Regions from separate parts of the Homo sapiens genome. Here all the other regions are linked to region 3. A link is a contact called in ENCODE Hi-C or POLR2A ChIA-PET data. All regions are on one chromosome and are shown on one strand. The core of a region is the stretch at or near the end of the contact, and the rest is flanking DNA. Distances in the headings are between cores, read along the strand shown.

Region 1 (4,561 bases), core at 676-3,175, 380 kb before region 3:
GCCAGGGTGGGCAAAAAGGGGTTTTGACACCAGATGCAGGTTTAGTTCCCGAACCCTCCGGGCCTGGGGTGAGCCGCCAGCAGGCCCCCTCCACAGCCGCTCCTCCCGCTGGGGACAGAGGCGCCTGGAAACGCACACGCCCGAACCCGGCCGCCCCGAGAGCCGCGCGTGGAGCCAGCACGCCCGCAGGCGCTCCTCCTGAAAACGGGTTCGGTTTCTGGCCGGGCAGGTTCAGAGCCGGTGCCCAAGGAGGGGAAGGACGACGCGGCACAGAACCTGGCGCGCCCACGGAGGGGGCCTAGCCTGGGCTTCTGGCCTTGCCCGGGCACTGCCGGCACTCCCGGGGAGCAGAGAGGCGGAGGGGGCACTGTCCGTGCGCCGGGGGCAGCCACCGGGCACAGGGCGGGGTGGGGGAGGTGCGGGAGGAGAGGAGAGCCAGAGTCCGGTCTGATGGGGGTCGGGGGGGACGTGGGAAGCAACAAGCCTGACGCCTGCAAATAGAAGTCATCAGGAAAGAGACCTCAAGGCCCATTTGACTGCTGGGAGGTCTCCGGGGTGGGGTCCTGGGGGGAGGAGTGTCTGATTGGCGGCTAGGTTCTGTTTTTCAGACCAGATTAAAAAAAAAAAAAATTCCCCTGTCGCCTGGGGAGATGTCTCAGTCACTTTTCTCCAGCAGGAAGCTGCTTCATGTTGGAGCCTCCTGGGATTGGCAGAGTTAAAAATCCTTTAACCCAGGATGCCTTGGGCCTTTTGTTCAGCCCTGACAATAGAATTGGGTGGAGGGGGCTGGGAAGGCAAGTAGCTGGGTTAGAGATGCATCCGTGGGGTGGGGGTATGGGGAAGCTTGTGTTCAGCCACTGGGTACATGAAAGCAACTGTGTGTGTGTGTGTGTGTGTGTGTGTGTGTGTGTGTGTGTGTGTGTGTGTGTCGGGGGAGGGTATAAGGGAGCCCAGGGACACTGGGGCACCAGCTCGTTAACACGTGTGTATGAATGCCGGCTGTGCGCTTGGCAAATCCTTAATTACACAGGGAGAACTTCCTGAACCGGGAACTCAGTATCGGTCCCTGAAAGGTTGGGTAATGGCTTCTTCTTGCATCTGGAATCCAAGGGGACCAATCTCTCTGGCTCCCCTGGGCTCTCAGATTCTTCTAGATGTCTTTGTCTTCTAAAATTCTGGGATCCCAAGGGAAGACACATAGTTAAGGACACTCAGAAATGCATACCTTTCAACCCTACTAATCATCCTAAAACCTGTGCTTTCAACATATCACGTCCTTGATCTGTAACCCTCAGGGGCACCCACGATCTCCAATGACTGGGAGTGATGGCATTTAAGTCTTTCCACCATGCAGAAGTTTCTTCCCTCATTCCCCATGAATTCTCTCCTGTAGCCAGCCTGGCCCCTCATAACCCCTTGGATATACTGTATCTTGAATTCTCCAGCCTTTCTGCAGTTGCCTTCCTGGGACATTCATTCCCATGTTCACAATCTAGCCAATTGTATCCCTTCTCTATTCAGTTCTAGCATCAGTCAGTCAATCAACAAGCATTTATTGAAAGTCCACTATGTACAAGACATGTTCTAGGCCCTGGTAATACATCAGAGACTGAGACAAATACCTGTTCTTAAGGATTTTATATTTTAATGGGAGAAACAGAGTAGACTCATGGCTCACGCCTATAATCCCAGGACTTTGGGAGGCCAAGGCAAGAGGATCACTTGAGGCCAGGAGCTCAAAACCAGCCTGGGCAGCAAGTGTCTTCTTTTGCCTCTGCAAAAGAAAATTAAAAATAACAAAAAAAGGAAGCTAAACTAGAGTATTGTGGTAGAGGGGTGTGTGTGTGTGCATGTGGGTGCATCCGTGTGTGTGGTAGGTTGATGGGTGCTGTTTTATTTAGCCAGGGAAGGTCTCTTTGAGGAGGTGGCATTCGAGACCTTCTGGGTGGGAAGGAGGCAGCCATGTGGTGATCTGGGGAAGAGTGCTGCAAGCAGAAAGGCAAGTAAAAACAAAAGCCCTGAGGCAGAAATGTGCTCCTTATGCTTAAGAAACACCGTGAAGGCCAACGTGGTTGGAGCAATGTGAGCAAGAAGAATAGAGGGGCCTTGGGAACATAGGTAGCTGAGTCCTCATGGATCAAGGTAAGAAGTGTGGGTTTTATTTTGTTGCAGTGGGAAGCCTTTGGAGGGTTAGAAGGTGGGGAGTGAAGAAAACAGTTAAGATACTATTGCAAAAGTCCTGGCAGGAGGAGATTTTAAAAACCACAGTTGTGGCTATGGAGATGGTGAGATGTGATACTGGTTTCTGGGTCAGTTTTGGAGGTGGGAATAGATAAGGCTTACTGATGATCTGACCCAGGACTAACTGGGTAGTCCTATGTTGGGGGTAGGAGGTGGATCCATAATTGTGTTTGGGCCATGCCAAGACCTATCAGACATCAGGTAAATATGTGTAGACAGCTTTGAGTCTGGAGTTCAGATTTAAATTTGAGAACCAGCATGTAGGTAGTCTTCAAAGCAGTAGGCCAGAATAATTCCACTTAGGGAGAGAGTCAAGAAAGAAGGTAGCAGATGGCTGAGACTGATGCCACTCCAACCTTTAGAGATCTGGTAGGGGAAAACCCAGCAGAGCAGACTGAGGAAGACAGCCCATGACACTGGAGGAAAACCAGAAGATGGTGATTACAAGGAACTCAGCAAAGGAAGTATTTTGAGAAAGAGGATGTATCAGTCTGCTATTGCTAGGTAACAAACAACCACAAAAATCTCAATGGCATAACAGTAAATATTTATTTGATTCACAAAGCTGTGAGTCAGCTGGAGGTTGGCTAGATGAGGCTGATGTTGGCTGGGCAGCTCTAAGCCACCGTTGGGCTGAGCCTGCTCTGCATACATGTCCCTCACTCTTTTTGTACCTGCAGGCCAGCTAGGGCACATTTTTCTCCCATGGTGATAATAGGCACAAAAAAGCAGGTGGAAACATAAAATGCCTCTAAAGACCTAGATTTGGAACTGGCACCATGTCACCTCCTCCTACATTCCATTGGCCAAAAGGGGTCATGCAGCCACGCCCAAAGTCAAGGGGCAAGAAAGTACAGTATAGTCTACATCTAGCGGGAGGGACTGCAGAGTCGGATTGAAGGGGATAGGGATAGAGTGAGGCAGGACAAGAAATAGGACCCATAATTCAGTCTTCCACAGAGAGAGTGGTCAAACGCATTCAGTGCCACTGACAGGCCAGATGAATAGAGGATGGTGAACTGGCCACCAATGTGACCTTAAGATGTCAGTCATTGGCATCCTTGATAAGAGCTATTAAAACAGACAACTAGGGCTAAAAGCCCAGTTGGAGTGGGTGGAAGTGAGAATGAGAAGTGTGGAGGTGGAGATGTCAGTGTGTAGACAACTCTTTCAGGAACAGTCACTCTAAAGAGGGGCAGAAACATGGTATAATAGCAAGAAGGGGATATGAGGCTAAGGCTTTAGAGCTTTTTAAGTCCCATTTAACTTCCATGGAAAGGCTCTGGTAGGAAGGAAGAAATTGATGAACACAACAGAAAGGGGATAATTGTGCTGGCAAAAGGGGATGGGGCCCAGGGCACAGATGGAGGGCTCGGCCATGGGTGGTGGGTGGAGAGAATGCAGAGCTATAGGCATTCTGGTGGCTTTGGAGGGAGGTAGGAAGATCCGGCAACAGATCGTACCTACTTTCTCTATGAAGGATAGTCTGAGGTTACAGTGAGAATGAAAGAGGAAGGGGAGTTGAGAATATGCAGAGAGAGGAGAAAGTGTGACATTATTGCACTGCGGAGAGGGAAAAGGAATTTTCTAAGTAACTGTAGTAGGATTGTCCAACAGTTCAAATGCCTGTTTGAAATTTATGGCCAGAAATTTGAATTGAGTCCATCCAGAGTAGCTGGCCGATTTTCTTTAGTGGTGTTCAATTGCTCAGGTGCAGGTGTGAAGTAAACAGTTTGATTTAACCACAGCTGGGTTTTCGCCCAGTGAATACAATGGAGAGAGACCAGAGCAAGGAAGGTAGGAGTGTTTGCCAGGGAGATTTTGTGTGCTGGAGCATGGAGTTTCAGTTCTCAGCTGGCTGAGAACGAAGGCCTGAGGGGAGAGATGTCATGAGAAAACAGGAGAGTCATGGAATAGAGGTCTGAGATGGGAAAATTGCTGAGTCCAAGAACTAAAGTAAGTGACCTGGAGGACTGATAGGTGAAGGGATCTCTGGATCTGAGAGTTTAGAGATGGTGTAGACATTCATGGTTCCAAGATCTAGCATATGACCAGGAGGCTGAGGCAGGGCAGGAGGAATATTCTGCTAGGGCTAAGGATATTAACAGTCTTAGAGATCGGAGTGTTGGGTGGGTCATCAGCATAGATGCTGAAGTCACCAAAAATGATGATATGAAAGGAGATAGAGCCTGATACTAAAATAATCAAGGGTTGGGGGAAGTGACTAGGAGGGTGACAGATGACATTAGGAGGGGTGATTTGTGGCTTTTTTAATTAAATATTTTTAATTTTTAATACTTTTTAGAGTAGTTTCAGATTC
Region 2 (4,198 bases), core at 1,307-3,806, 390 kb after region 3:
GCTTTAAGACAGGAAATCAATGCAGCACGACCTCAGTGCCCTGTAGGGTTCAACACACTAGCATTTCCTAGTATGAAGAGGAAAGACGTTGTAGATGAAAAACAACCATGGGTATATCTAAACTGCGGCCATGTACATGGCTATCATAACTGGGGAAACAAAGAAGAACGTGATGGAAAAGATCGTGAATGTCCTATGTGTAGGTCTGTTGGTCCCTATGTTCCTCTGTGGCTTGGATGTGAAGCTGGATTTTATGTGGACGCCGGCCCTCCAACCCATGCGTTTAGCCCGTGTGGGCATGTGTGTTCAGAAAAGACAACTGCCTATTGGTCCCAGATCCCACTTCCTCATGGTACTCATACTTTTCATGCAGCCTGTCCCTTTTGTGCACATCAGTTGGCTGGTGAACAAGGCTACATCAGACTTATTTTTCAAGGACCTCTAGACTAACAGACCATTGTCTTGCAGGACTACATTATAAATTTATAAGCTAAGTGAGTTGGGTTTTCGAACCTGTTGTCCACGTCACAGTTTTTCTGCTCTGGTCATTTGCATTAAGATGAAGAATTTTTTAAAACATTTATAATAAATAGTAGCAATTTCTGAGCAAAAATCTGGGAAACTCAAGCAAAGGAATTTCTGAAAGTATCAGTCTTCTGAATTCTGAGTTTTGAAAATATATTTTGAGGAGAAAAAGACATAGTCTAATTTGATGCCTTCCTTTTAGTGTTTTTGAATCACCTATCCTCAGTGCTGAAATTGTTTTGTATAACTGAGGGTACTGTTGGTTCAAACTATGTTAGTTTACAGTTTGTTGCAAACATTGTAAAATACAGCGACATGTATATTAACTTTTTTCTATTTATCTTTATTATAGAAAATACCTTAGAATGTTCTTGATAGAGTAGCATGGTAACGATGGTGTCACACCCTTGGTGTGAATGGTAGCTTAGTGAGCAACCTAGCTCAAGGATTTGCAAAGTTAGGAAGAAGGACGAGAGAGCCTCTCTCCCCACCCCAATCTAAATATGGAATTTGGTAAATTAGAATACTTTGTAATTTGTAAGACCAAATTCATACTAATTACCCGCGTGAAAGGTGTTTGTTTTTAACAACATTGAAGATAATCAGGAAAGATTTTTTCTTAATGTTTCTCTCGAGCGTAGTACTATAACAAAAACTTAATGCTAAGAAACATTTTATATGCTCCTTTGGATATGCAATTTAATCTAGATTATCTATTTTTCTCCCATGATAACTAATCTGTTTTTAGTATCAGCAGCATTTGGCAAGTTTATTTTTTGGATATAAACTGTGGTTCATCTGTTCACTGTTTCTAGAAAAAAATCATTGCCATAAGAAAAAGTATAAATTAGCAAGAAAGGAGAGTGACTTGATTTGCTTTTGGAAAAAGAAATGCTTAATTAATTATTCTGTATTTGGCCTTATTCGGGCATTAGGAAATCTAGAGATCTAAAGGGTTGAATGACAATAGTGCCCCCGTTTTTAGCAGACCAGCCTTAACTCTGGGTTTGAATCCTAAGGAGATTGCCACAGTGAGACTTAAGGAAATGTTTGGTTGGCAGATGAGCACCAATGACTGCAGCGTGGAGTGACGCACTGCATGGTCTGTTTATTCTCTAATTCCAATATGTCTTTTGCTTCCAGAAGCAAGAAAAGTTTCTTCTCTCCCCTCCTTCCCACCCTTTTTTCAAAGGCACCACAAGTATAGACAGTTGCACTACATCAAATCTTTTTTTGACACTTGTAGAAACCAGTACACTTTTAGATTAGACAGTATCTTCTTTTAATATTTTGATTTGTTTTCCTTTAGTTTGAAAAGTTGTATAATACTTAACTGACTGTAGCAAAGTTTTATATGTGGTAGCATACCTTTAATTTATCCTATTACAAAACTGTTCTGAATTTTCTTTTGGTTTTTAAAAAACAAAACTTGTTGCTTAGAAGCCATGAATTATTTTATTTTACTTCAACTGTCGAAACTTCCTTGTTTTAAAAAATGATCATTTGGGTTCACTCAGGAAATGCATGTCAGGAAACTTGTATTATAAGTTTATTAGTTGTGATGTATCAGTAACTGCTGTTACCCCTTTTTCAAAGAAATGTAATTGATTTTGAAGTTTTCTAGATTGTCACATGCTTTGTGACTAATGCAAGAAAGCAAGTCCTGTGTTGTATTTGTTCTAGTCATTTTTATTCAGGCTATATATTGTAGCTTAATTTTTATTTGCAATTAATTTATTTAAACTAAGTAAATACTTTTCAAAATACATAATTGAATTCGTCTCTGTGAGTTCATTTTTGCATAATCGAGAATGAGAAACCAGAAGTGAAAACTGTGAACAACTCTATTCCACACTCCAAAAATACTCATTTGAAATAGATGAAGAGTTTGCATTTAATGTAACACTTTAAAGTATCTGGTTCTTTTTTAAAAGCATCTCTTACTAATAAAGGAACTTTGTTAGTGGTTGAATAATTGAGGCCTTTTCTAAGTTAAGCCTTGCTAGGGAGTTGGCACCTGTAAGTTGCATGTTAGACTATTTAAATAGTGGCTTCGTAACCATAAAAGTTGCACGTCCTTCCCAAAGTTGCCTGCATTTTCTTCTAACAGGTAAAAACAATCTCTTCTAACAGGGAAAAACCTGGCTCATTTTCTATCAAATTCAAGTTTTAAAAATTCAGGCAATTTAAATGATCAGTTGGGTGTTTGCTGTTCAAGCAGAACTGTTATTTTGTCATGGCCTAATAGAACACTTTTACTTAGTTGTATTAAGGGAATGTCAGTATTCTGGCCAAGGAGGAGAAAAAGTTGTATTTAGGTCTTCTAAATGCATTCTCAAGAAAGATAATCTTTATGGCTTAACTCTTTTATCAAAGTAATCTTTATATTTAAATGCTACTTAATTTGTTCAAGGAATTAAATTTCCCTTTATCTAAAATGTTAGGGTAATGAAGCAAGACATGAAGGGAAGCCATTCAGACATCAGAGTTCTTTTACTAGGTTATCCTCTTGCAACCTTCTTTGCTTACTTCCCTCATGTAAAAGTCTTCTAGTACATGTAAAGCAGGGTAGGAATAAATAATAATGTAAGTATGTAATTACTTCTTCTTTTTTTTTTTTTTTTTGAGACGGAGTCTCACTCTGTCGCCAGGCTGGAGTGCAGTGGCGTGATCTCGGCTCACTGCAAGCTCCACCTTCCGGGTTCACGCCATTCTCCTGCCTCAGCCTCCCAAGTAGCTGGGATAACAAGCGCCCGCCACCATGCCCAGCTAGTTTTTGTATTTTTAGTAGAGACAGGGTTTCACCATGTTGGTCAGGATGCTCTCGATCTCCTGACCTTGTGATCCGCCCACTTTGGCCTCCCAAAGTGCTAGGATTAATTACTTCTAACATTTGAGTGTCCCACTTCACTCTTCCCGTCTGACCCAGACTGAGGGCACTGGTGAAAGTCCACTTATTATGTCTCTAAGGTTATAAGCTCAACATAACTCTAACACTTTGGCCCTTCGTTGCAATGGATCATCTTGTGCTACCACTTCTTTTTTTGTTTAAGACAGGGTCTTGCTCTGTTGCCGAGGCTGGACTGCAGTGGTGCAATCACAGCTCACCACAGCCTCAACCTCCCAGGCTCAAGCAATTCTTCCACCTCTACCTCCTGAGTAGCTGGGACTACAGATACACACCACCATTCCTGGCTAATTTTTTTCATTTTCAGTAGAGACGCCGTCTGACTAGATTTCCCAGGCTGGTCTCAAACTCCTGCTCTTAAGCAATCCTCCTGCCTCAGCCTCCCAAAGTGCTTGGATTACAGGTGTTGAGCCACCACACCCTGCTGTGCTACCACACTTTAGAGACCACTGGTTAATAAACCTATGTTCCATTCCCTTCTCTGTTTTCTCTAAGCACTGCCCTATAGCAAATCAGAACAGCAAAACTCTGCATCACTGAACTCTGTTATTCTGTCTGTCACCCCCACTTTCAGAATTACTCTTATATAAGTATTCTTTAATGTTTTATCCTCAAATTTTATCTACTTTTTTTTTTTTTTTTTTTTTTGAGACGGAGTTTCATTCTGTCGCCCAGGCTGGAGGGTAGTGGTGTGATCTCGGCTCACTGCAACCTCTGCCTCCCGGCTTCAAGCAATTCTCCCTGCCTCAGCCTCCCCAAGTAGCT
Region 3 (4,714 bases), core at 1,997-4,496:
AGCCAGCTGACAAGACCTTGGCACTTATCTGAAAGGGCATCTGTACCATATGGCCAGGCTAGAGGGGATGCATTTCCAACCTCAAACATTTCCTGTCTTTCTAGTGACTTCCTATCTCTCTGTGATTGACAAGTATTTTTAGATGCTGGGGATTGATTTTAAAAACCAAACCTCATTGTGATCCTTTCACAGCTGGGCCCTTTATGTTCCATCTCTGAGTGAGTGGCAGCAAGGACCAGTGCGATCAAAAAGGAGAAAGTGGAATGCGACATCACCCCCAAGGAGAGGAAGACCATGGGCCAAGAGCTTCAGGGTGACCCAGTCATAGGCCCGGGAGAGACAGATCTGCACTAGATGCTGTGCAGAGCCCTGACACCCAGAGCAGGCAGGTCTGAGGAACCCGGGAAGGGTCTCTTTTACTGGCCTCCCTTTTCTATTGGTGTAAATTGGGATGCCTGGTGGGGAAATCCCCTGACAGATTTGCCCTAGGCGAACCATGTATTCTTGCACCTTGGTGTTCTCATTTGTAAAAGGGAGGGGTATCTAATAGGTACCTCTGAAATGCTATGGCTTTGTGGCTGCTGTGAGGCAGAAGAAGCCATGTCTCATGAAGCTGAGCTGTCACGTAGGGCTCCCAGAGGTGGCCACACCGCTGTCTCTGGACGTCCTTAACTGTCAGAGTTACCTAGAGGGCTTGCTAAAGCACAGGCTGCTGGGCCTCACACCCAGCGCCTTTCAAACCTGAGAATGTGTTACCTGTTCCTAGATGCTGCTGCTGCGATGAGTCTGGGGATCAGGTGTTCAGAACCGCTGCTCGAGTGGTCCACTGCCCAGTGGGAGGAAGTGCTCTGAGGTGTAGATCTCCTGCGTGGATCACAGCCAGCCAGGCTTGCAGCCTTCAGGATGCCTCACTCTCCCTCCCACCTGCCGGGTCAGCCTAGGGGAGGGGCCAGGATAACTCAAAGTTAACTCGTGATAAAATACCCCCTATTCCTGAATGGACCTGGGTCTGGGGCCCTGTCTAGGGAGCTCCTTTCATTTTGAGTGTCCCCATCCTGGGATGACAAGGGCTTTCCTATCTGAAAGAGGGCAGCTTCGCTTATGCTGGTCTCCAACGTCAGGGAGGGTGTCTCTTTGGCCTTAGTGTTCCTGGTGCTAGCAAAATGCTTGCCTCTGGGTCAGGGCCCAGTCAATGTCCCACAAACTAAGAGCCTCAATATTTGTGCAAGAGCTAGTGAAAGATAATGACAGAAAGTGATGGAATGAGTTTTAAGCATGTTCAGTCCAACAGTCACACTGACCGTTGTTTCTGAAAGCAAGCGAACCTCCTGAAGCTGAGCGACACTGATTTTCTCCCCTGTGAAACTACAAGACTTCATAAACGCGAAAGCGTCAGACGCCCGAGGGCTGCAGGAGCAAAAGTCAGCCAGCAGGGGGAGCTCTACCTTTGCACCTTGGCTCAGCCCCAAGGAGGGCATCCCCAGTCCCTCTAATAAAAAATAAAATAAAATAAAATAAAATAAAATAAAAGCAAACAACTCCTGTTATACTGCAAGATGCAGCGAATCTTTTTAGAAACAAGATGAGATAATAGGTAAAGAATACACAAAAAATTCCCAAGCTGAACGAAATCCTTCTATTTGTGCAGCAGTCATAGACACAGCCTAGCGAGTCCACAGCTGACTGCTCCAGCAGATAACGGCTCTCCCTTCCAGGAAGTATCCCAGCTCAGAGACTCACCCAGTGTAGAAAAGGAAGTCATTCCAGGGATACAGAAAGAGCAGCAGAGGCTCCGAGATAGATAGAAGGTGTCTGGGGGGAAAGAGAGAGACTAGGATGATTGGAAAGGAGGATTCTTCTCCCTGATCCATTCCTCGAGCTGTGAAGACAGACTGGGAGACAGTACTCAAGGCAGGGCCTGAGGACAGTCACCCTAGTTGTGAGGTCATCTACCCTTGCATACTCAGTGTTCCACTGGCAATAGATTTCTGCCCACCCTTCAAAAATTAAGAAGAAGCAAAACTGGCACTGCTCCAATCCCACCATCCCATCGGTAGGAGAGGCCTTCTGGCTGGGTCCCTAAGGATGTCTCTGGGCTTGTACTGTTCCATTTCCACACTCTCTCAAAGTTCCTCTAGTGAGCCTAGCGGTCACCATCAGGCATGATGAGGATGTAGGACAACTTCAAAGGGTGCAGCTGGCAATCAGCCCACAGGGAGCAAGAGTAGACCTTCATTAGCCACATGTTCTGTCACCTGCACTGGCAACTTGACAGAGAATTGAAATCTTAGCATCATTATATGGCGCCTTTCTCTAAAGCACTTCCTCGAGCTTTCTACTACCCATACTCCAAAACTGGTCCACTTCCTATATTGTCAATCTGCTTGAGTTAGTGTCATCATTCACAAAGTCATGGAAAAAGTCACTTTCTAGTTATTTTTTCACTGTTTTGCTACTGTCCACAGTCACCCAGTCAAGAAATCCTGATCATTCTGCCTCTTAAATAATGTGTCTTCTCTCCTTCATGGTATCTAGTCAGGACTCATCTGGAGGACTACCAACCTCTGTCTTCTCTAGTTCCATCCTCAACGCTGATTCCAGATCATCTAAAATTCATGTCTGATCATGTAGTTGCCCTGCTCAAAAGCCATTGTCAGTTCCCCAGTGCCTGCAGAGCATAAGGCTGCATTGCGTTCAGGAATGGCATAGGGTACAAATAAATAAATGAGTGAATTAATAAAAACACACAGATAGAAAAGAGGAATTGAGAATAAGAGAGTTTTTTTTAAAAAAATTCCAGTCATTTGAGAGATCACCATTGTGATCCTGTAAGCCTTACCATGCCCTCGAGTTGAATTCTAATCAACACAAGGGAATAAAAATTATATTCATACATTTTATTCCACTATTTACTTAGAAAACTTCATGCCACCCCAGCCAGTTATCCGTCTCATTTCCCTTATAGGTTCAAAAGCACTTTGTACTGCTTCCCTAAGATTTGCACTAATGAGAAATGAGGTGCCACATGGTCAGTCTCATGCGGCATACCAGATTGTCCCCAGAGGTTCTTTCTGTAGTTAGCCGGGTGAACACGTTTAACACATTTTCTTTTAGCCAGAAGTGGGGAAATGTTTCCTCTCCGTATACATGACCTTGCCATGTACTCACCTTAGAAAAATATCTTTTTCTGAATGCACACAATGTTTGGCTTCTTATAAAACCGCAGCTCCTGCAATTTCATCCTTAATATCTGCAGCTTGAGGGTGGTAGGTCCTTGCCGTTGCACTTGACAGGAGCTGACAAGTAGACACTTGTGGAGTCCCTGATGCTGTGACTGGCCTGTTTCGGGGATGAGGCAAGGAGGAGCTCGTTTTGTATTTATGCACCCAGGCAACCTTTGTGTTTACTGTCTCTTTGGTCAGCTTCCAAACTAGCAGCACCGCACCCGTTAACACAGGCTCCACGGCCAGTTGCAGATGGGCTGGCCTGCCAGCTGTGAGGAATTGTTACTTTTAGCTTGAGCAATTGGTGGTTTCATGTGAGGAGCAGCTTTACAATCACACATCAGTTTCGCCTGACAAAAATCCTTAATGCTCACTGAGGTGGTGAAACCAAAAGGTGTGGCACGTACTACTGATCATACTGTCTGCTTTGATCTTGAGAGATGGCTGAATATTATTTACTCAATCCATTTAAATTTGTTGAGATCCTGTGTGTTTGTCATTGACCAACGCTTCAGGAACCCAAAGATAAGGTATGGTGAGCCACACAGGTGATAGATTTGTGAGCAGGTGAATGAAATACAGAGCTAGAAATCCTGATCATTCTACCTCTTAAATAATGTGTGCAGAAAGAAAGCCAGCAGGCAGGAACAAAGTGCTCGGGGGAGACAGAGGAGGTGGAGTACAATTGGGGAAGTTTTGTGGATGTTTGGTATTTGAGCTGTGTGTAAAAGGCAAGGAGGAACATTTTAGGAAGAGCCCGTGCCAGATACTGTTCTTGATGCTTGAGCCCGTGCCAGATACTGTTCTTGACTCATTGAATCCTCACAACATCCCTGTGAGAAGTAAACTATTATGACACCCATTTTACAGATGAGGAAGCAGAGGCTTGTGGCAGTTAAGTCACTTCCCTAAGGTTACATAGCTAGTAAGTGAAGAGGCTGGGTCTTGAGATATTTCCAGGTATGTCATAAACGCTCAGTAAATGCTGTGATGAAAATGATAATCATTGAATCCAGGGGCAGCAGCCTCTAAAGCCCATGCCCTCAACTACTGTGTCATCATGACTCCAACAGCATGTCAGAGAAACCTATGTGTGGGCCTTACCTGGGATCACTAGAGGCGTGAGTCCTTTTGCAGGGCACTCTTACAGTCCTGAGTTAAAATCGGGAGTCTTGTCTAAATCATGCAGCAGGCAGAGTTGGTCTTTGGCTCTCACTGGTCCCAGGAGTGACCCTGTCTCCCTCTTCTGCATTCCTTTTCTTTCAGGCTGCTTCTCCTGCTCTTTCCTCGCTTTTAAAAAAATCTATTTCTTAGTAAAAAATCAGACATTTTAAGTCAGAATCTTAGAACTTGAAATATGAAAAAAACATGGAAATCATTTAGTTCAGCTCCTTGATTTTGTAGATGCAAAAACTGTAGCTAAGTTGATCAAGATGCTTTTTCTTGCAAGTGACAGAACCCAATTTAAATTATCTCAAGTGAAAAAGGGA

Evidence for each region. A loop is a pair of places that touch in the nucleus more often than their neighbours do. ChIA-PET counts read pairs that join two places held with the same protein, here RNA polymerase II (POLR2A). Pooled maps may share reads with other maps.
Region 1: a loop to region 3 is called in a pooled map, with 2.6 times the contacts of the local background. The contact joins the promoter of LINC01800 here to the promoter of LINC01805 in region 3. A Hi-C loop is called at or near these places in 6 of 50 pooled maps. POLR2A ChIA-PET finds 5 or more read pairs at or near these places in 2 of 52 experiments (Caco-2 and activated CD4-positive, alpha-beta T cell).
Region 2: a loop to region 3 is called in a pooled map, with 2.3 times the contacts of the local background. The contact joins the enhancer-like site here to the promoter of LINC01805 in region 3. A Hi-C loop is called at or near these places in 5 of 50 pooled maps. POLR2A ChIA-PET finds 5 or more read pairs at or near these places in 2 of 52 experiments (T-cell and activated T-cell).

What each region holds. Positions count from the first base shown.
Region 1 is chr2:64,860,995-64,865,555 of GRCh38, reverse strand. It overlaps LINC01800 (long intergenic non-protein coding RNA 1800), which reads left to right and starts at 1,925. Exons shown (of 5, transcript NR_110224.1): 1 at 1,925-2,142.
Region 2 is chr2:64,090,954-64,095,151 of GRCh38, reverse strand. PELI1 (pellino E3 ubiquitin protein ligase 1) reads left to right here. Exons shown (of 7, transcript NM_020651.4): 7 at 1-2,500. The coding sequence ends at 450. Among named protein-coding and RNA genes, the nearest start is that of PELI1, 51 kb to the left of the region's middle. Within about 2 kb of position 2,556, at least 3 of the 41 ENCODE cell types and tissues checked have a DNase peak (open chromatin) inside an H3K27ac peak, as active enhancers do.
Region 3 is chr2:64,484,885-64,489,598 of GRCh38, reverse strand. It overlaps LINC01805 (long intergenic non-protein coding RNA 1805), which reads right to left and starts at 3,246. Exons shown (of 3, transcript NR_147011.1): 1 at 3,169-3,246; 2 at 757-864. RefSeq lists an enhancer at 4,335-4,714.